Linked DNA regions of Homo sapiens: all the other regions are linked to region 3. Evidence: chromatin loops called from intact Hi-C (ENCODE). Cell type or tissue: dorsolateral prefrontal cortex. All regions are shown on one strand. Links, peaks and the distances in the headings refer to the core of each region. The heading gives the core; the rest is flanking DNA.

Evidence for each region. A loop is a pair of places that touch in the nucleus more often than their neighbours do. Peaks named below come from ENCODE experiments on the same cell type or tissue, not always from the same donor. Only the 100,000 strongest peaks of a DNase experiment are listed, where the experiment ranks them.
Region 1: a loop joins it to region 3, with 3 times the contacts of the local background. A loop is called at or near these places in 45 of 110 quality-filtered maps.
Region 2: it touches region 3 in a loop (4-fold over the local background); 37 of 110 quality-filtered maps call a loop at or near these places.

The regions. Positions count from the first base shown.
Region 1 is chr10:94,276,602-94,282,996 of GRCh38, forward strand. PLCE1 (phospholipase C epsilon 1) reads left to right here. Exons shown (of 33, transcript NM_016341.4): 20 at 3,181-3,310. It overlaps PLCE1-AS1 (PLCE1 antisense RNA 1), which reads right to left. Exons shown (of 4, transcript NR_033969.1): 3 at 3,993-4,028; 4 at 2,689-3,730. Among named protein-coding and RNA genes, the nearest start is that of PLCE1-AS1, 7.3 kb to the right of the region's middle. In dorsolateral prefrontal cortex, for the core only: CTCF peaks have their summits at 3,691 (motif pointing right) and 3,890; a DNase peak (open chromatin) is centred at 3,683.
Region 2 is chr10:93,913,149-93,919,543 of GRCh38, forward strand. No RefSeq gene overlaps it. Among named protein-coding and RNA genes, the nearest start is that of SLC35G1, 22 kb to the left of the region's middle. In dorsolateral prefrontal cortex, for the core only: a CTCF peak has its summit at 3,602 (motif pointing right); no DNase peak of the experiment used is centred there; H3K4me3 peaks cover 515 bases.
Region 3 is chr10:94,440,490-94,446,884 of GRCh38, forward strand. It overlaps TBC1D12 (TBC1 domain family member 12), which reads left to right. Exons shown (of 13, transcript NM_015188.2): 2 at 1,407-1,530. Among named protein-coding and RNA genes, the nearest start is that of TBC1D12, 41 kb to the left of the region's middle. In dorsolateral prefrontal cortex, for the core only: CTCF peaks have their summits at 3,996 (motif pointing left) and 4,195; a DNase peak (open chromatin) is centred at 3,992; H3K27ac peaks cover 1,136 bases.

The sequences.
Region 1 (6,395 bases), core at 817-5,816, 160 kb before region 3:
TATTTATCTGCTGTTTTTCCCATAAAGTGAATTATCTTATCCAAAACAGCTAAGGAGGTCACTGTGTGGTAAACTTGTTCTTAGTAGATCCACTCTAACTCTTGCAAATCACCTCTTTATTTTCTAAGTTCTCACAAACCAAGTGATTAATACCCCATCATGAAATTTTGTCAGCTATCACCTTGACACTGCCCACAGTATAATTTCCACAACTTACTTGTTCCTTATTTTGGAAAAATGGGACAATATAATCCCTATTGCCAGTTTTCTAAGACTGCTTGCAACCTTTCATGATGACTTCCCAAGGGGTACCAGCAATGATTCCACAGTCACATCCGTAAGGCCTTTCTGTTTTCTGGTAGATCATGGGTCTAGACCTAGTGATGATCTGACCTCAAATAAACCAGGTGATCCAGAGCTCCAGTGGGCTCAGACCTACCCGCTAACATAGAAGGCCGGAGTCATTTCCCATACAAAGAACTCACCCTCAGCAAGGATGGATTGACTCAGAGCAGGATTTCTGAAGCCCTCCACCTGCCTCTGGCTTGTACTGAGATGCATCCTGAGGTCTCCTAACTATACCCCACCAGGATCCTCCAGGATTCTGACATTCCTCTCCTGAATTTGAACCCAAAAAACTCAGTTCACCTTAAATGACAGACACTGCGGCTAGGTACTGGGGAAACAGAGAAGTGTAAGACATTGCTCCTGCTTAGCCCTATGAGGGCCAGTCTCCTCATCTGACCCATACCTCCAACCACAACCTATATCCGAGTTACTTTTATTCAGGGGCTGAGGTCCCATTTTTCTACCCTAGAATAAGTAGGATATTGCATAGAAGGGTCCCAGCTGTTGGCCGTTTGTTGGGCTACCTCTCCCATGCTTCTCCTTGAGCATCTTGGGGGCCTTGGCACTCCACTTTCAGACACTGCTATTCGTGGTTCTTTGAGCAGTGTCCTTCTCCCATACAGTTCTCATGCTTCCCTGCCAGTGGGGTCTGTCCAGCCCTTGGCGTCATCATTCCCAGCACTTGGCATTACCTTGAGTGCTCGCTGAGTCAAGGCCCTTCTCTTATCAGCGATAAACAGACCTGCTTTTGTGGCTCACTTGTGCCTACAACAGATTTCCCAAAGTTTTGAAGAACACTAATCCTATGAGAGACTCTGAGAAGAGAAAGACAGGGGAAAAAAATTTCCTGGTTAAGTAAGCATGGGAAATGCTGCACTGGAGATCTTTGAAGACTCGTGATGCCCTTTAGCGTATTAAATGAAGGCTGTGTGAAACCCTGTAGTAGGAATGTGTTCAGGTTTGGTTAAGCTGCTGCTTCCAGGCATTCAGTGTATCTTGTGGTTCCTGTAATTGTCAGTTTTTCCATAACACCTATTAACACCCACCGAGCTCCATAAAACCCACTTTGAGAAATCGCAGCCTAGACCATGTCCAGTTATCTGGAATGGACTGCTTTGTAATACATTTCATCTGGATATGGACACAGCCTAAATTGTATCTTCCTTATGTATACATATTCATTATAAAGGTAATATAACCACATTTCAAAAATTTAGGGAATAGAGAATTATTTTAAAACATACATAATTCCAGGGTCAAACACAACTGTATTACACGAGTTCTTAACCTTGGTAATATCCACAAATAGAATTTAGGGAGTCTACGAATATAAATGGAAAAAAATTACATCTTTATTTTCACTAACCTCTAGCTGAAATTTAGCATTTCCTCTGATCATAAATGTAGGGAATAAACTACAGTAATATAGGCAATACCTATTGTCATCAATAGAAATGGCAACTTTTTCATTATACTTCACAGTTGTCGCTAATATCTCCAAGAATTATTTATGCTCAATTTATATTTTCAAAAATGTTAATTAACTTACTACTATGTTTTCTACTGTGTTAATAAACACATATATTCTAATAGCACAAATTTGTTCCTATAACATGTGATCACTGTATTCAACAGTATTTCCTTTGTAACCATTTCATTTTATGCATTTAAAACATCATTCTGAGAAGGGATCCTGTCTCACCAGACAACCAGAGAAGTCTGTGATGCAAAAACAAGTGAAGAACCCCTGCCATATTAACATTTAATATCTAGGACTTCGTGACTGTCATTTTATATAATTGCACTTTAAATATATAAAACAAATACAGAATTATATGTATATTTATATAGTGTATATATTTACATGTATAGCTATTATCTGTATGCACACACATACATTATATATAGTATATATTAGCACACATGTATGCACACATACACATGCAGAATTATATATGTGTGTATATATAATCTATATAGTATATTCAATGCATAAATATTGAATAAAAGAATTTGTTCACTTCCTTTGTTCAATAAATATATATCAATTATTTTTTCATATCTCATTCTCTCCAGCAGACAACCATTGCTTACTGACCCCGTTCCTCTACCCCGTTTAGATTGTTTCCTGCATTTAGTTCATGCAAGTAACGTTTCCTATATTTCAGATGATTTTCTTAAGCTAGGTAGGTTCCCAGACCTGTACTGATGCTTATCACTTCACAGTAATTCCAGTAAACACGGAGTATGTGACCTCCCTGGCTGCACACATCAAGTTTCCTAAAGTTTCTAGGCCTGTTTTGTTAATCTGATTTATGGTTCAGAAAGCCGTTTGAAAACAATTTTATTTAAACCAACAACAATTCTTTTGGCCTCTTTGTCCATAGGGATTCTAATATTGTTCTCAAGGTCAGGAGCCTGTAGATATTATTTTAAGAAGGGGAAAAAATGGTTTCTTAACAGAGACATACTTCTGAAAAATTGATGGGTGATTCACTTCTTCAGTCACTTGGGATTGATGCTGGTTCTCCAAATCACCAAAGCTTTCTCTTGGAGGGGTTGTCCTGGGAACCTGGCTAGCTGGGCACTGCACACAGTCTTCTGGAGATTGTTTATAAAAGCTCCAGGATTCTTCCTGTAGGAATGCTAACGTTCACCCAAGTGTTGACATTGCATTTCGAGGGAATCTAGATTTTTTTCTCCTCTCCCAAATGTATCAAAATAGGTTAAGCCACTTTTAACGATTGTGTTAAACATCAGGGGTAGTTTTAAAGGTTATAAATGAATTCATTAACTTGGCATCTGCAGTTTACAATTATTGCTATTTTACAGGCTCATCAGTTAGCATCTATGCAAGTGCAGGCTTATAATGGTGGGAATGCCAACCCCCGACCTGCCAATAATGAGGAAGAGGAAGATGAGGAGGACGAATATGATTATGACTATGAATCCCTTTCTGATGGTAAGAGAAACAGATCCCTATGCTGTGCACAGGAAAATTCTTGGATGATTTGCCACATTTTTCTTTCTAAAATAAGTCTAGAGCGCCAAAGACCAGTAATACGGATGGTTGTAATATTGTCCAGGAGTTTCTGAATTCAGTCACTTAGCAAGGACCGAGGAAGGAGGGGATTCTGTTAGCCAACACTTACAGAAAGAAGAGGCAGGTGTGGGAAGTTACAGGGAGTCATTCCTACGACAAGTTTCTAGAGGAAGAGATGGAATTGCAGCAGAGAAACCCTGTTTTCACCCTTTAGTTTCTAGCGTGGCTGATAATCTTGGCAGGAGTCGTAGACTGAGGTTGCGTCCTTTCTCCTGCACCACCGGCAGGGGGCAGCATCACGGCTCTGTGCTCTCTGTTTCACACTCTTGCTCTGGCATTCTAGTAGTGAAAAGAAAGGAGAGGAGCCTCATTTCCCCTCCCTCCCTGGTTTTCATACCACTAAGCCAACAAGATCTTTCCTTCTGGCCCCACCAAAGAGAAAAAACATAGGCAATGCTAATGACGCAACACAAAAAGTCACACGAATGATGTTAACTACAGATTACTAGCGAAGGATTCTTCTCACATGAGAATTAGGTTTTCAGTGTGTTTCATTTGCATTAAACATTTGTTAGAGATTGCAGAATGTTTACTCAGGTACCTTTGCTGATAGTAGACTGTTTCATTTTGGTGATGTCTGAAAGGCAACAATATAATAATAAGAAAATGCCAAGGTTCCTATTTCTATAAACATTATATAGTAGAATATATTCTTTCTATGTAGAATAATTGTTTTGCTAAATATGCAGATATGCCCAGACCAGAAACCATTTACCATTAAGTTGTCTCATGCATTAAGACAACTGAGCCCCCTCCTCCAAATATCTGCTCCTCAGCAGAAATTTGAGTTGTCTCCAGTCATAGTTCAGTTTTGTGAGCCTCCATCACTGGTTATACTGCAAATATAATACCAAACTGTCTGCCCCCAAATATAATACCAAACTACATCATTTAGTATTTGTCCTTAGTAATAGTTGATTGCTCCATACCACCAATTAAAAGCCAGTTTGCTACACCTGAAACCCCATGAGCTAATATGAGAGACATATCTCATCAGATAGTAAGAGGGGAAAAAATTAAAAGGAGTCAAGACAATTTCTCTGCAAAGTCATGGGAATGTGAATTTTTTATATTAACTTATTCTTCCCCATGGTTTTCTTCCCCATTACAGTTGCAGTAATGCCCCATAGAACTAATTGATTCAGATATGAAATAAAAATCACACCTAAGAAATCAACTAATCTAGATGTCATATGCCCCTATAAGTAGTTAGTCCACTAGAAAACAAATTTGCTCTTTCATAAATTACTCCTGTGCTTTTTCTGTACTTCTGAGAATAAGAAAGGAAAAGCCTTTTTAGAAATTATTATTATACTGTAGATTTCACATAAAGAAATAACAAAAAATTATTATAGATGGTTTTGATTTGCAAGTAACAAAATGAACAGGTGGGAGAAGGATTTTCTGATTTATTTTCATTTGGGAAATTTAGTCCTATACCACTGAATTTCTAAGATAGTTGCATGTATTTTTAACAATCCACATATGCAGAGGTGGAGTATCATTGGAAAAGGGGACCACACCAGGCTCTGTTCCAGTAGACTGTGATACCTGGGGCAATGTCTTCACCACCTTAGGCCTTAGATGCCTCAGATATGTAATCAAAAGTTCTGCGAAGTGTTTGGTGATGTTCTTCCTCTACTTCCAGCACTAAGATCTGTAATGTATGACCACTTAAGCCCACTACCACTACATGAGTATTTCCCCCTTCATTGAAAGATCGCTCTGACTGGATGATTCTCAAACAGGCCTTGTAGTTATGCTGTGACTTGTTGAAGCTTGTCCAGTTAAGGCTTCCGTATGTGACTATTAGATGCCTTACTAACCACATGCCTTTGATTATTGTTGTGACCATCTCCACTTTCTCCAGCAGGGATAGAGAACAGAAATCTACCTGCTGTGGGAAGCACCGTTACCAGCCTCTTAGGGGGCCTAAAAGGTTTCCTAGCTTCTCGTAATAATGGGTCTTTTTGAGAATCAGATGAAAGCTATCACCTCTGAAAAATAAAACGTGCTCTCAAAATTCTGCACAACTGCAAGAGTTTCACAAGTTTCCTGAGACCCTCATAGGCATCCTAGATTAGGAACCCATCTCTAAAGTCAGGGTGCCCGGTTTATCTCTGTGATCTCTCATCCTTGGTTTTCATGCCCATTAAATAAAGGAATTAATCTAACACCATTTGGGCTATAAAAATGAGATAATGCCTAGCCACAGAATTATTGCAAGAAAACGCTAAGGAAGTTGCAAATGAGAGTTATTTATCTGAGAAATTGTAACTCTGCCTTTTGGGTAATAAATTCTTAATATTTTTCTCCCAACCTTGTTGTTTACCTTGTGTCTAGTTTTGAACATACACTGCAGACAAATTTGAATTTACAACTTAACGCAGACATATTCTATGACAATGACAGCACAATTCCAAGAAATTAATCTGTTTCTGTACATTTGAAATGAAGTCATATTGGGAGTATTACAGCAGTCAGTAACTGAAAATATGTAACATGAATGTGTCAGCCCTTGGCATGATTCACATTAATAATGTTTACATTTCGTTTACTGCTAGTCCTTGCATTGTTCCACAGTCAAAATATTAAATCTATAGAGCATTTCCTGTTTCATTTATTTATAATCTAAGCTGCTGTTATTTGTGCTTTGCTTCATGCCTTTGTTTAATTTATCTGGTGTTTGTCTTAATTTTCTCCTTCCTTTACCCCTTTCTGATTCTGTTTTTCTGTAGCAGATGTCCTTACTGCCTCCCCTGCTCCTAACGGTCAGGAAGGTAAATGCCATTTGAACGGGGCATTTTAACTGCATGGATGTCAGCATTCTGTTTCCAATTTCTTGGGCCCGGTTAGCATGACGTTGTGATACTTCTGTGAATACAAATGTAATGAAATGATTTATCTCATTTACTTCTTGTCAGCCTGCATGGCCCTGATTTGG
Region 2 (6,395 bases), core at 803-5,802, 530 kb before region 3:
CGGAAGAACCAAAGCCACAATGGAGGAGATGAGGATGTACCACCATCCAAAGTGTGTGTTTGAGAACATCCCTCTTCAGCAGGCTTCACACAGGTTACCAGGATAGACACAGGTGCTTATAGATGCTCAGCCAAGACTAACTTAAAAAGCCAGAGTCCATAAAACAGTCCTCAGTGAAATAAGAACACCATGCTAAATCTAGTAAGTGTTTACATTTTGCCTTTATGTATTAGTGTTTACCCTTTATGAAATTATGGTAATAGTGGATAGTCATTGTTTGGGTGGCTGTGTGTGTGTGTGTTTAAAGTCTTCACTTGGCAAATATAAAAGTCAACAACTTTATATTGGTCCTCCAGTTTTACTATTAAAACAAATTGATGGTATATAAAATTTTAAAAAACACTGCTTGCTTAAGATCCCATTTGTTTCTCTCTGATATTATTTCAACTATTCACTCAACCCTAGCTCCATCCTCTGTGTATAAATATGCTCAAATTTCTTCAGATCAAACCAAATCAAACAAAACCTCCCTTAAAACTCTCCTCCCTTCCTCTCTAGGTACACCCAAGCACTTGTTTCTTCTTTATCAACCATTCTTTCCTCAACCCACCAGCTGTTGTTTTTTTCCCCCATTTTCCACATTGGCAGTTGAATATTAAACTGTGCAATCGTTTTTCCACCCAAGTAAAGATGAATTAAAATTTGTTACTCAATCTCAGTGTTTTCCCTTCTGGTTGAATCACCGTTAAAACGGTCTTGCTTTCTTCCTATTTAATCCCTGTGGGAGGGCACAGTATTTCAGCTACATTATGTGTTAAATTGGACTTTGTCAGCTACCTCAGGAATGTAGCCAAGTTTATATGCTTATATATAAGAGAAAAGCTATGTTCCAAACTGGCTTTCAAATAAATGTTGCTGTTAACTTTTTATTTTGACATAATTTGACATAATTTTAATTTGACATAATTAATTTGACATAATTTCAGAATTACAGAATTACAGAAACACTGCAAGAATTGTACAAAGAATTCCCATTACCCAGATTCCCCTAGAGTTAATATTTGAGAGTAAGTTGAAAACATGAAGCCATTTACCCCTGTATAGTCGGGGGTCACAGTTCTCCATATATATATATATATATATATATATATATATATATATATATATAAAATATATATATAAAGTATATATATAAAATATATATATAAAGTATATATATAAAATATATATATAAAGTATATATATAAAATATATATATAACATGTATATATATAAAATATATATAAAATATATATATATAAAATATATATATATGAATGGATGAAAGAGAAAGAAGAACGTACAGGGAGGAGGAGAAGAAGGAAAGTAGACATATATTTTATGAAATTGGCTTATGGGATTGTGTGTGTTGGCAGGTCGGAAATCCATAGGGCAGCCTAGCAGGCTGGAAAATTAAGGTAAAAGTCAATATTGCAATCTTGAGTCTGAATTCCATAGAGCAGCAGGCTGGAAATTCAAGCAGGGTTTCTATGTTGCAACTTTGAGGAGAATTCCTTCTTTCGGAAACCTCAGTCTTTGTTCTTAAAGTCTTCAATTGATTGGATGAAGCCCACTCACATTACGGAGGGCCATCTGCTTTACTCAAAGTCTACTGAGTTAAATGTTAATCACATCTAAAAAATACCTTTCCAGCAACATCTATTTTGGTGTTTGACCAAACCACTGGGTGCCGTTAGCCTAGCCACATTGACACATAAAATTGACCATCGCACTTCTACAGTCCTGCAGTGTATATTTCCTTTAAAAGGACATTCTCTCAATAAGCATAGTAAAATGTGCAAAATCAGAACATTAACATCAATACAGTGCTATCATCTATTATGCCAACCTTATTCAGATTTTCACAATAACGTAATTGATAGCCAAAAAAAAAAAACTGGAGAAAGTTAACAAGAAAAATGTTTAAAATCCAGAAACTGATAAATAAATGGAAATTAATTGTGATTACCTTCAATTAATTGTAATCGAAAGTAACTTTAATTAAGAATTGTTAACTTTTTTTTTAAAGCCCCTGATCAAAGAAATTAAAAGTTGGCAATTTTCTGATGGACTCAGCCATTTTTTTGAAATTTGGTCTTCCAAATCCCAAAGTCTGGTACCTGACTGGAGATTCCATTCTTTCTCATCTGCTCCGGGAACTTGTTTTTCTGAGTTCTCAAACTCTTCATTTCTACTGACCCCTCTTCTGCTTATAGATATGTTCAGATCTCTTCTATATTCACACCAAACAAAATCAAACAAACATTTCTCTCGCTCCAGCATTTCTCTTGGGTTGGCACCCTCGTTCTTCCCATCCGACGCAGATTTCTAGAGACCCACATCTGCCTCATTATCCTCCCCACACATTCACCTCTTGATTGTAGTAGACACCATTGTTTCCTTACCCAAATTCAACCTCCTCCCTTTTTCCTTGCTTGAATCTCCCCAGTTTTAAGTTCTCGTGCCACGCGCTGATGAAAGTGCACCCAACCCAAACCCAGAGGAGGGGCTAAGGTAGGGGTGAATTTCAATTAGTCTCTAAACCAAACATTCCAATCCTCTTGCCAGTGATTGGCTTAGAAAGGGGCAAAGTAACCAGTTCTGACCAATGATACGTGAGAGGCAGTCTGCAGGCAACACCTCTGGGAAAGAGTTGCTTGTTCTCACAATGAGGCTTCTGAAGAGTGTTTTCTGTTTGTGTAAGGAGGTGGTGCTAGAGCTGCTTCAGCCTCTTGCTGCCATGAGGACATCTAGCCAAACGCATCTTGATTGATAAAACTCATTGGCACCAGCAGACGTAGTTAACATTTTGCAAGCTAGCAACAAATTACTGGAGAATTATATAGTTGTTTCTCTCCCAGAATTCAAGGTAATTAAAAATCTATTCTTAAAAAAGCTTTATTTTTCCATTTTAGAAAATATAATTTACTAATATTATAAAAGCATTATTTCTTATTCCTTCCTGCTTTTCTTTTCAGCAAATGCACAGTATTTATGTTGTGTTAAATGTCCTGTTGATGGATACCTTGAGAATTTAACAACTGAATACTTCATTATGTGTAAAATAAAATCCTAAACCTGACCAATGACTTCTTTAATAGAAGAATCCGGTGACCTCATCTCTTTGTTATCGTATCTGCCACATGGCATACAAATTAACTTTTAAATAATAATTCATTCGTGAACTGAAATGTCCTGGAATCCATCAGTTCATAGCAATGCTGTGTTAGCCAGGGCTTGCAGCCATTCAATTCAATATGAGTTACTTTAATGCAATATCTTTCTAAGGTTCTGTGCACTTTCTTAAGTATGGTCCTTTCAAAAGGCTGCCTGGCATCTTGGTCTGTGATTTTTCAGCAAGGATAGCGGTAGTATTTTAAACAGAACAGCTTTTAAGATTCAGAAATCATTAGCAGGAAAGTGACTTTAATGAAGTGGTTTAGTAGTTCTTATTATCAAAGAATGTTGATTTGGACATCCGCCTGGACCACACTTAGGGAAAAAAGAACTGTCAAAATAACAGGCTAGGTGCTTATGATTCCCTTGGCTTAGAGCTCAGTTTTACCAGTAGATGTCACTATAGTCAGACATTATTTTAAAGCCTCAAAAAGAGAAAGGTAACCTCACCGGAGTTTAAAGGATCTGAGGGGGAAAAAAGCAAACAAGTTCTTCTATAGCTAAACATGTGCTCTTCTTTTTTTAAAAAGCACAGTAGGCATTGAATAAATGTTTACTAAGTGAACCGACAAATAATCAATGCATATGGAATAGTCCGCCCTGAAATCTTTGTGATTGAGTTATGCTCTGATAGGAATCAGAGGAAGAGCTTTAGAGTCTGCAGAACAAAAATGATCTCTAAGATGCAAGCAGGCAGGTACAGAAGTAAGCAACTCTGCCCAGAGTCCATTCGTGAGAAGGGACGTGGGGATTTAAGCAACTCAACTGTGCAGACTGTTGCGCGCCACCCTACGCCAGGCACTGAGCTAGGGACTACTAGAATCGGAGAGGGAGTCGCGGTACATAGAGCCGATGGCGAAGTAAAGCAGAGGTCATGTGTTCTGTCCTCCATCCTGGAGTGGGGGAGGTGCAGGTTTTCCTGGCTTCAGAGGTAGATCAAAGTTCTAAAATCAGGGTGAAGGAGCTGAGAAACAATTCCCATCAGCTCTCCTTCAACACCCTCTTTCCTTTTTTTAAACTGAGGTTTGCCTGCATAAGGCAGAAAGAGATTAGGAAAACAGTTTGCAAACCTGGCAAATTATTCAGAGGTTTGATATATTGAAGATATATGACAACATGTATTACAGCTATTTTGAGCGCTTATTAACTGGTACATTCTGCACCAACTCCATTCTCTGATTTAATCCTCCTAAGAGCTCTAAGAGCCAGGAATTTCTATGTTCCTCATTTTTTGAGATGAAGTATCTGAAGAATGAGGGGGAGTGGGGTTGAGAGGTTAATTTGTCCCGGATCACCCAGTTAATGAGTGGTAGGACCAGGTTCTAACTTAGGCCTGTATGGGGCACTCTGCTGTGTTCCTGCCTTAGTTCATTATTCCAAGGAAACTGACTCTAGTCAGGGTCTGACTACCAGCAAAATCTAGGATCCATGTTGTTTAAGTTGATTTTGCCCCAATCATTCCTTTTTAAACTCTTAGTGAACCATTCTTATGAACAGGGCACTCCGTTTTGGACTAGGAGAAGGGGAGTGTAAAGGAAAGACAGTGGGCTGTCCTAAAAGAATTTATGATTCAGTGGGAGTAGACATGGGGGCATTTGGAGATGGGAGGAGCTTGGACAAGGAAGGTCACCCAGCATCTGCCTTCTCCATACGGCTTAGGAGGGTTTGGGGAAAGTGGAAAAGATTTGGAACAGCTGCTGTAAGGAATGTGCTAGGTTAAATAATGTGTCTGGAGAAGTGAGGGGTATTTCAAGATCTTTCTTTCCACACCTCAGAATTAATGGAGCTTATTTTCTCAGATTTTCCAAAATAAAGTTCACCTCTGGCTAGAGCTCAAGCTTGAAGAATTTCAGTACAGAATTTAATCTTGTCTCTTGAAAAACTGTCAGCACTTAATTTTTTTAATCATGAAAACAGATAAATGATAACACTGCACTGAGAAGGAGGCTAAAACACTTGCTTGACTTGCAGTGTTGATTATCTATCCAATTGGATTTTTCTTAGTGTCAACTTTATTTCTGAAATAAGAAAACAACCAAATGAGAAACATTTTTAAAACCACAAGTTGAAATCCTAAGACAAACCTAACATTAGGGATGTCTGAATTTGTTAGTATCTTCGAGGCACATGGGTTACATTGCCCTAACCCTAGCATTTTGAACAATGTCATCTGCCCACTTTGTGTTTTTTCATAAATATGTAAGTGTTTTCTGGTTGTTTTCATTTCTGCCTCCATTCCACTTTAAATATTTTGTTTAATTATCACATTACATTTTATGTTTAGAAATCCTCTCTTAAAGACATTCCGTCTTGCCTGTAGCGAGGGAGGTAAATTTGGTTGAGTGTTAATTACTAATGGAATTTCTCCAGACTCAAATCTTTCCCCATACACTTTGCCACAGAACAGGTAAAAAATGTTGCTCTGGAGAAATTATAGCATAAATATCTCTAAATCAAGGGCTTAGTAACAAAGTCCACAACTAGTATAATATTTTTTCAGAGTGGCTGTCAAAAACTGTACAAATTCATTAGTAAAGCCCTACACAAGGGGGAAAACGCCCCCAAACAGGAAAAATAAATGGCTAATAAATATATGAAAAAATCAACTTTACTGTAAATAAAGATAAATTAATGGAGCAGTGAGTTCTTTTCACTTTAAGTCAGAGTTTGGGGTTTGTTTTTATAAAAATAACACTTGATATTGGCAAGAGGGTTCAAATTGCCAGACAGCATTGTGGTTGGGAATGTTAAGTTGGTAAAAATTTTTTGAAAAATTTGCAATACATATCATACCCTGTGGCCCAGTAACTATTTCTAGAAGATTTTTCCTAAGGGAAAAAACCCCTGAAACACAGAAACAAATATTTACATAAAGACATTCCCTTTTATAATTTATAATAATAAAAATACAAATAACTATTCCATTTGAGTATATTAGGTTTAAAAAAGCTACCTTCATAGATTAGAATATTATGCATCTTTTCACAAGTATCTTTATAAAGACAGAAGTAAAGGGAAATCCAAAGGAATAGAAATCGTTCTATCATAAAGACATGCACACATATGTTCATTGCAGCACTATTCACAGCAAAGACATGGAATCAGCCTAAATGCCCATCAATAGTGGACTGTGTCAGGAAAATGTGCTACATATACACCATGGAATACTATACAGCTAT
Region 3 (6,395 bases), core at 1,006-6,005:
TATTGATTAGCCTGCATTCTTTTGTAGGAGTCCCTTAACATTTTTCATTAAAAACTTATTTTCTATTATCACTAATCTGCACTTTTAAGATATATTGATACGGCATTTTGAGTATAGATAAATCTAATTATTTGGGACTTCAATTTGGAACTGTTTGTAATTAATCATATGTGTGAATTAAGAATTTTCTTACTGTTCACTTATAGCTTATGCAAAGGGTTTATATTGAGTTGAATTCATCAGTACCTTCCTAATTGGTTCATTGGGCCCTGGTCATGTTGTTTTGATGGGTACATATGTTGAGTATCATCCCTGCTTACATAAAAAAATAGGTACTTAATTTGGTTGGTTAGGGCATGGAGATAATAGGTAAAATCCTTAATACTTGTGCAGGGTGCACAATGACGCGGAGTGCAATGAGGCGGTCTCGGCTCACTGCAACCTCCGCCTCTAGGGTTCAAGCGATTCTCCTGCCTCAGCTTCCCGAGTAGCTGGAATTACAGGTGCCCACCACCACGCTTGGCTAATTTTTGTATTTTTAGTAGAGACAGGGTTTCACCATGTTGGTCGGGCTAGTCTTGAGCTGCTGACCTCGTGATCCGCCCGCCTCAACCTCCCAAAGTGCTGGGATTACAGGTGTGAGCCATCGCACCTGTCCTGGGTTTTGTTTTTTTTTTTCTAGATTTTTCAGTGAGAGATACTTTCTTCCTTGGTTATATATTGACTCTTTTGTAGTAAGCTTTCTTGTACATAGCTGGCCTAGGAAAGACAGGTTATGTATATATATTATAGCAATAGGGGATTAGTAGATATAATTTTATTATAAATAACAAATTATTACTGTAAATAATATTTATCCAAATATTGTATTACTTAATCCTTTAACTGTTATATAGATTCTTTTAAATGTTTTTGTTTTCAGAATTTTGGCTCTTATTGTTAAGTACATGTACAGTCAATTCTAGTATACTTTGTAGCTGATTTAGACAAATGTTTGCATCTTATTTATGGCTATCATTTTCCTTCCAATTTGTTTATCTTTTTATTATTTCTGTTGATGATTCTTCTAATACCTCTATATAAGCCAGATAGTCTGTATTTTACTTTAAGTTCTGGGACACAGGTGCAGAATGTGCAGGTTTGTTACACAGGTATACGTGTGCCATGGTGGTTTGCTGCCCCTATCAACCTGTTATCTAGGTTTTAATCCCTGCATGCATTAGGTATTAAGCTACATATTCTTAATTGAGCCTTATTATTCTAAGTAATAGTGGTATAAGTAGTAGAAATAGTTTTATTTAAAAGTATTTTTGTTTTTGCCTTGGGAACAAACTTATTATAAAATTACTGTTAAATAGCTCTCTGGTTACAAAAAACACAATTCATGTAACTTTTCTGTGTTTCAGAAACCTTTTTCCAAAAAGGACAAAGGAACTCAAATCAGTTGTCCATAGTGCTCCTGGTTGGAAATTATTTGGTAAAGTCCCTCCTAGAGAGAATCTTCAGAAAACATCCAAAATCATTCAGCAGGTAAGTACTGACATAGCCATGTAGTTTACCCTAGCTTTTCAAGCATTCTTCTTCTTCTTCTTCTTTTTTTTTTTTTTTTTAAACTAACCATATTCTATTTTTATTCTTATTTTTCTAGATACAGACTTTTGGGATTATAAGTATTTATAGGGACCTGCTAAATTTTCTAGAAAAACAGGTCATATATTTTCTGTTATCTTTTATAATTGTGAAAATTCTTCAAATAGAACGTAGACTTTTTTTTTTAACCAGTTATTCCTTGAATAGATTTTTTAAAAACTTAGCTAATCACTCTCACCACATACTGTTTGACTTCCAGTTGAAGTTGGTAGCATTTGTCAGTGGCACAGATGTTCTGAATATTGGTAGTTGTGAACTGATGAAATATTAAAAAGCAAAAACTGAGTAGATTATGAGGTTGAACTCCTTCCTTTGTCACTTTTCTGGTGTCCTCTCTAAACCAAGGACTTTGTAAATGAGAAGAGTTGGTACACAATCTGTTTCTAGTAATTTAGAAGCTATTTCTTCTGATATCTCTGTTAACATCTGTATTCTTGAGTTCTTAAGACTTTCTGATCTTATTTGACTTCTGAACTTTGGCTCTTCAGTACTAGATAAGTGAGAATGGAAAGCAGTGAGACTGGATCAATCTGCAGTGTTTTAAAGTTCAGAGAAGTTATTGCTCAGAAGAAGACATATAGTACATTTCCTATTTTTATCCTTCCCAATTGTAGTTTACCAAATTTAACACAGCTAGCATTTATAAAAACAATCACATGAAGGCAATAATCATCATTCAAATTGGAAAAGATATCTTCCTTTAAAGATTTAATAGTGTTCCTTTTATTGCTCAGAAGAAAAACTGGTTTTCCAAGTAATATGAGAAAATAATTTTAGATCTTTAAAAACATTATTGTAGTTAATTCTTTTTTTCTTCTTTTTGCATTTGAATAAAAGGTTTATTTTTTTCCTCAGGAAAAACAAAGTTAGGGACACACACTATGCTTTTAGAACCCATATTCTTTTGTAGTTGGTCCTAACCCTTCCTGGCACAGCTGTCAAAAGCACTAGCTGTTTAACCAGAACCAAGATGTTCACCCCCATAGAATGTACATGCACGGCACTAGAGGACTGCATGTTTGTCCCTGAGAGAAGCATAAGACAAACAGAAGTTGCTGAGATTGCCGTCTTTCTAAGCAGCCCCTCCCTTTCCCTTTTGAAGGATTTGCCTGAACTATGTAGCTAGTCAGTAGTTAGACCATGTGCCTCCTCCTCTCCCTGTAAACTAACTTAATTTCTTTTTTCAAGAGACTTGGTATTGCTATGTTGCCCAGGCTGTCTTCAAACTCCTGGGCTTAAATGATGATGCTCCTGCCTCAGCTTCCTGAGAAGCTGGGACTACAGGTATGTGCCACCACACCTGGCTTGTAGTTAATTTTCTTTACAAGTGATGAAAATAGTGAATAGTTTATCTATTGGTACTTAAAACTGTGTGCTGTGATCCCCAAGCCATGTGCTCAGACACTCTGGTGTGCTGCACTTAACACACTGGGGTACTGTGGGATATTTAAATTTTTTGAGGCAAACAGTGATATTCCACATCAGTTGGATATGGTGGAGACTGGTAATTAGAAGCAGTACACAGTTCCAACATTAAGTGCTACTACATACTTTTCTGTGGCATCATATCTTTGTGAATCTGTTTTTTCTGAGGTTGCTGTGATAAAAACCAGATACTGTAAAAAAGTCAGCGTGGGACTGGAAATGAGGGTTATGTCTAATCTGATTTTAAGGTTTGAGAAATTGTATACAATGCACAAAGCCACACATGCCCAAATTGGTAATTAATTGCGGTTATTTAAGAATGAGGCCGAGTATAGTGGCTCACGCCTGTAATCCCAGAACTTTGGAAGGCAGAAGCAGGCAAATCACTTGAGGTCAGGAGTTCAAGAGCAGCTTGGCCAACATGGTGAAACCCTGTCTCTACCAAAAATACAAAAAATTAGCCAGGCATGGTGGTGCATGCTTATAGTCCCAGCTACTTGGGGGATGAGACAGGAGAATCGCTTGAACCTGGAAGGTGGAGGTTGCAGTGAGCCAAGATCATGCCACTGCACTTCAGCCTGGGTGACAGAGCAAGACTCCATCTCAAGAAAAAAAAAAAAAAAGAATGAAAGAAAACATATTTCTTTTTTCAATTTATGTGTATTTTTTTTTTTTAGCAGTTACTAAGTGTTAGGAAATATATCCTTATTAAATTGTTTGGACATAGCTACTTATTAAACAGAATCATTAGGTATTTCTTTTGGCTTAAGAGTTACTGTGAAAAAAATCAGAGACACTAAAGGCATTGACCAAGAAAGGTTGGGAACCTCTGCTATTGTGACATCTTAAGTTTTAGCTCCTTTTTTTTTCTTTTGGTAAAGTCTGAAAGTAACGTCTCTCGTCTAGAATGTTTCAGAAGACCAAGTTCGCCCTCTAGAGGCAAAACGGTGGTCTTGCTACTGAAGGTTTATACAGGTATTTTTGATTTTTATGGTAGTTTAAATATGCATGCACATACATTTTTATATCTTTATATAAACTAATGTTCTATGATATTTTCTTACCATAAGTCTCTGAATAAATTACTGGTTGGATAATTATCTTTGCTGATACGCTGTATACCTTTAATCTGCTATTTTCATTTCGGAAAGCCAAGACCTCACATTCTCTTTTTTTTTTTTTTTTGAGACGGAGTCTTGCTCTGTCGCCCAGGCTGCAGTGCAGTGGCACGATCTCGGCTCACTGCAATCTCCGCCACCCGAGTTCACGCCGTTCTCCTGCCTCAGCCTCCCAAGTAGCTGGGACTACAGGCGCCCGCCGCCACGCCTGGCTAATTTTTTTGTATTTTTAGTAGAGACGGGGTTTCACCGTGTTAGCCAGGATGGTCTCAATCTCCTGACCTCGTGATCCGCCCGCCTCAGCCTCCCAAAGTGCTGGGATTACAGGCGTGAGCCACCGCGCCCGGCCCCTCACATTCCCTTTTTTATATATGTGGTATAAAAACTTGATGAGTGGGCCGGGAGCGGTGGCTCAAGCCTGTAATCCCAGCACTTTGGGAGGCTGTGGCGGGCAGATCACGAGGTCAGGAGATTGAGACCATCCTGACCAACATGGTGAAACCCCGTCTCTACTAAAAATATAAAAATTAGCTGGGCGTGGTAGCACGTGCCTGTAGTCCCAGCTACTTGGGAGGCTGAGGCAGGAGAGTCACTTGAACCCGGGAGGCGGAGGTTGCAGTGAGCCGACGTTGTGCCACTGCACTCCAGCCTGGCAAAAGAGCGAGAATACGTCTCAAAAAACAGCAACAACAGCAATAGAACTTCATGAGTGGTCAGGAAAAGAACAGCTCTTTTTCATTTGAGAAGAAGGGGTAGAGTTGAAATGTAGTTGCTGCCTCTGCCTCTGCGGCCCCTTCTCTGATCCTTTAACTGACGATTATTTCTCTGCGCCACTTATTTTAGTTTTCGAACTTTCCAGCTATGTCACAGCTATTAGTATATGTTTTAGTGCCCTTTTTGTGGTTATGTTTGTTCTCTGGGAGGCATTATGTATAGTCAAGTCATTTTTCTTCTGACCTTTTTCCATCTTCAAAATATGTATCAGCTGGGTGCGGTGGCTCACACCTTTAATTCTAGCACTTTGGGAGGCTGAGGCTGGTGTGTCACCTGAGGTCAGGAGTTCGAGACCCGTCTGGCCAACATGGTGAAACCTGGTCTCTACTAAAAATACAAAAATTAGCTAGGTGTGGTGGCAGGTGCCTATAATTCCAGCTGCTCGGAAGGCTGAGGCAGGAGAATCACTTGAGCCTGGGAGGCAGAGGTCGTAGTGAGCCAAGGTCGTGCCCTTGCACTCCAGCCTGGGTGACAAGATTAAAACTGTCTCAAAAAAAAAAAAAAGTATTACTTTTACCATGTGATGGAACATGTTTCTACCTCTTGCTTTCTACTATCTCTGCTTCAATGTGTGTCCTCTACTCCCTATTTGTCTAATTTTGCTGTCCTCTTCCCTGCAATTCTCATTTTTCAAAGTGGGCATGATTTTCTTTTTATAGTAATGGTAAATTTACAATTTTATGTCTCTGTTTTAACTTAGAAACATTTTTTCATAGCACTGATTTTTGAATTCTCTAGAAGATTATGAATATAAAACTGTATCTGAGTTCCTTTACCATGTATGCTTTCAGATAGATGTTATTACGTTTGGAATCAGAAACCGAAAGTGAATATAGTATCAGTAAAGCCATGAAGAATGTTAGGACACTTCTGTCATGTTTTGGGATAGGTTCTTAAGCTGTTAAGGCTTTAGGAAATGAAGAGGTAGCTGGTAATTTAGGTGTGAAAAACTGCTTGGAGAAATGATGCCTCACTTGCTTTTTGAATGGTAAAGCAGTAAGATTTATTAGGAGATTAGAGTAGTAGTATTTCATTGGCTAATAACTTTTTAAAGCAGGTCTTCAGAAAGAAGTTGTTGATTCTTTTAAAACATTTTTTGAAAAAAAATTTTTTTTTGGAATGTGGGGCTCACTATGTTGCCCAGGCTGGCCTCAAACTCCTGGGCTCAAGCAATCTTCCCGTCTTAGCCTCCTGAGTACAGGGCACTACAGGCGCACACCACTGTGTCCTGCAGAGTTGCCATATTTTTAAATATGTTATTAAACCAAACATTTCTTTAATGGAAAGACATCTGTAAGATTACACACTAAGTAAAGAAGAAAAGATTTAATTTACAAAGTTTTTGCTGGGTGCGGTGGCTCACATCTACAATCCCAGCACTTTGGGAGGCTGAGGCAGGTGGATCACTTGAGGTCAGGAGTTCCAGAC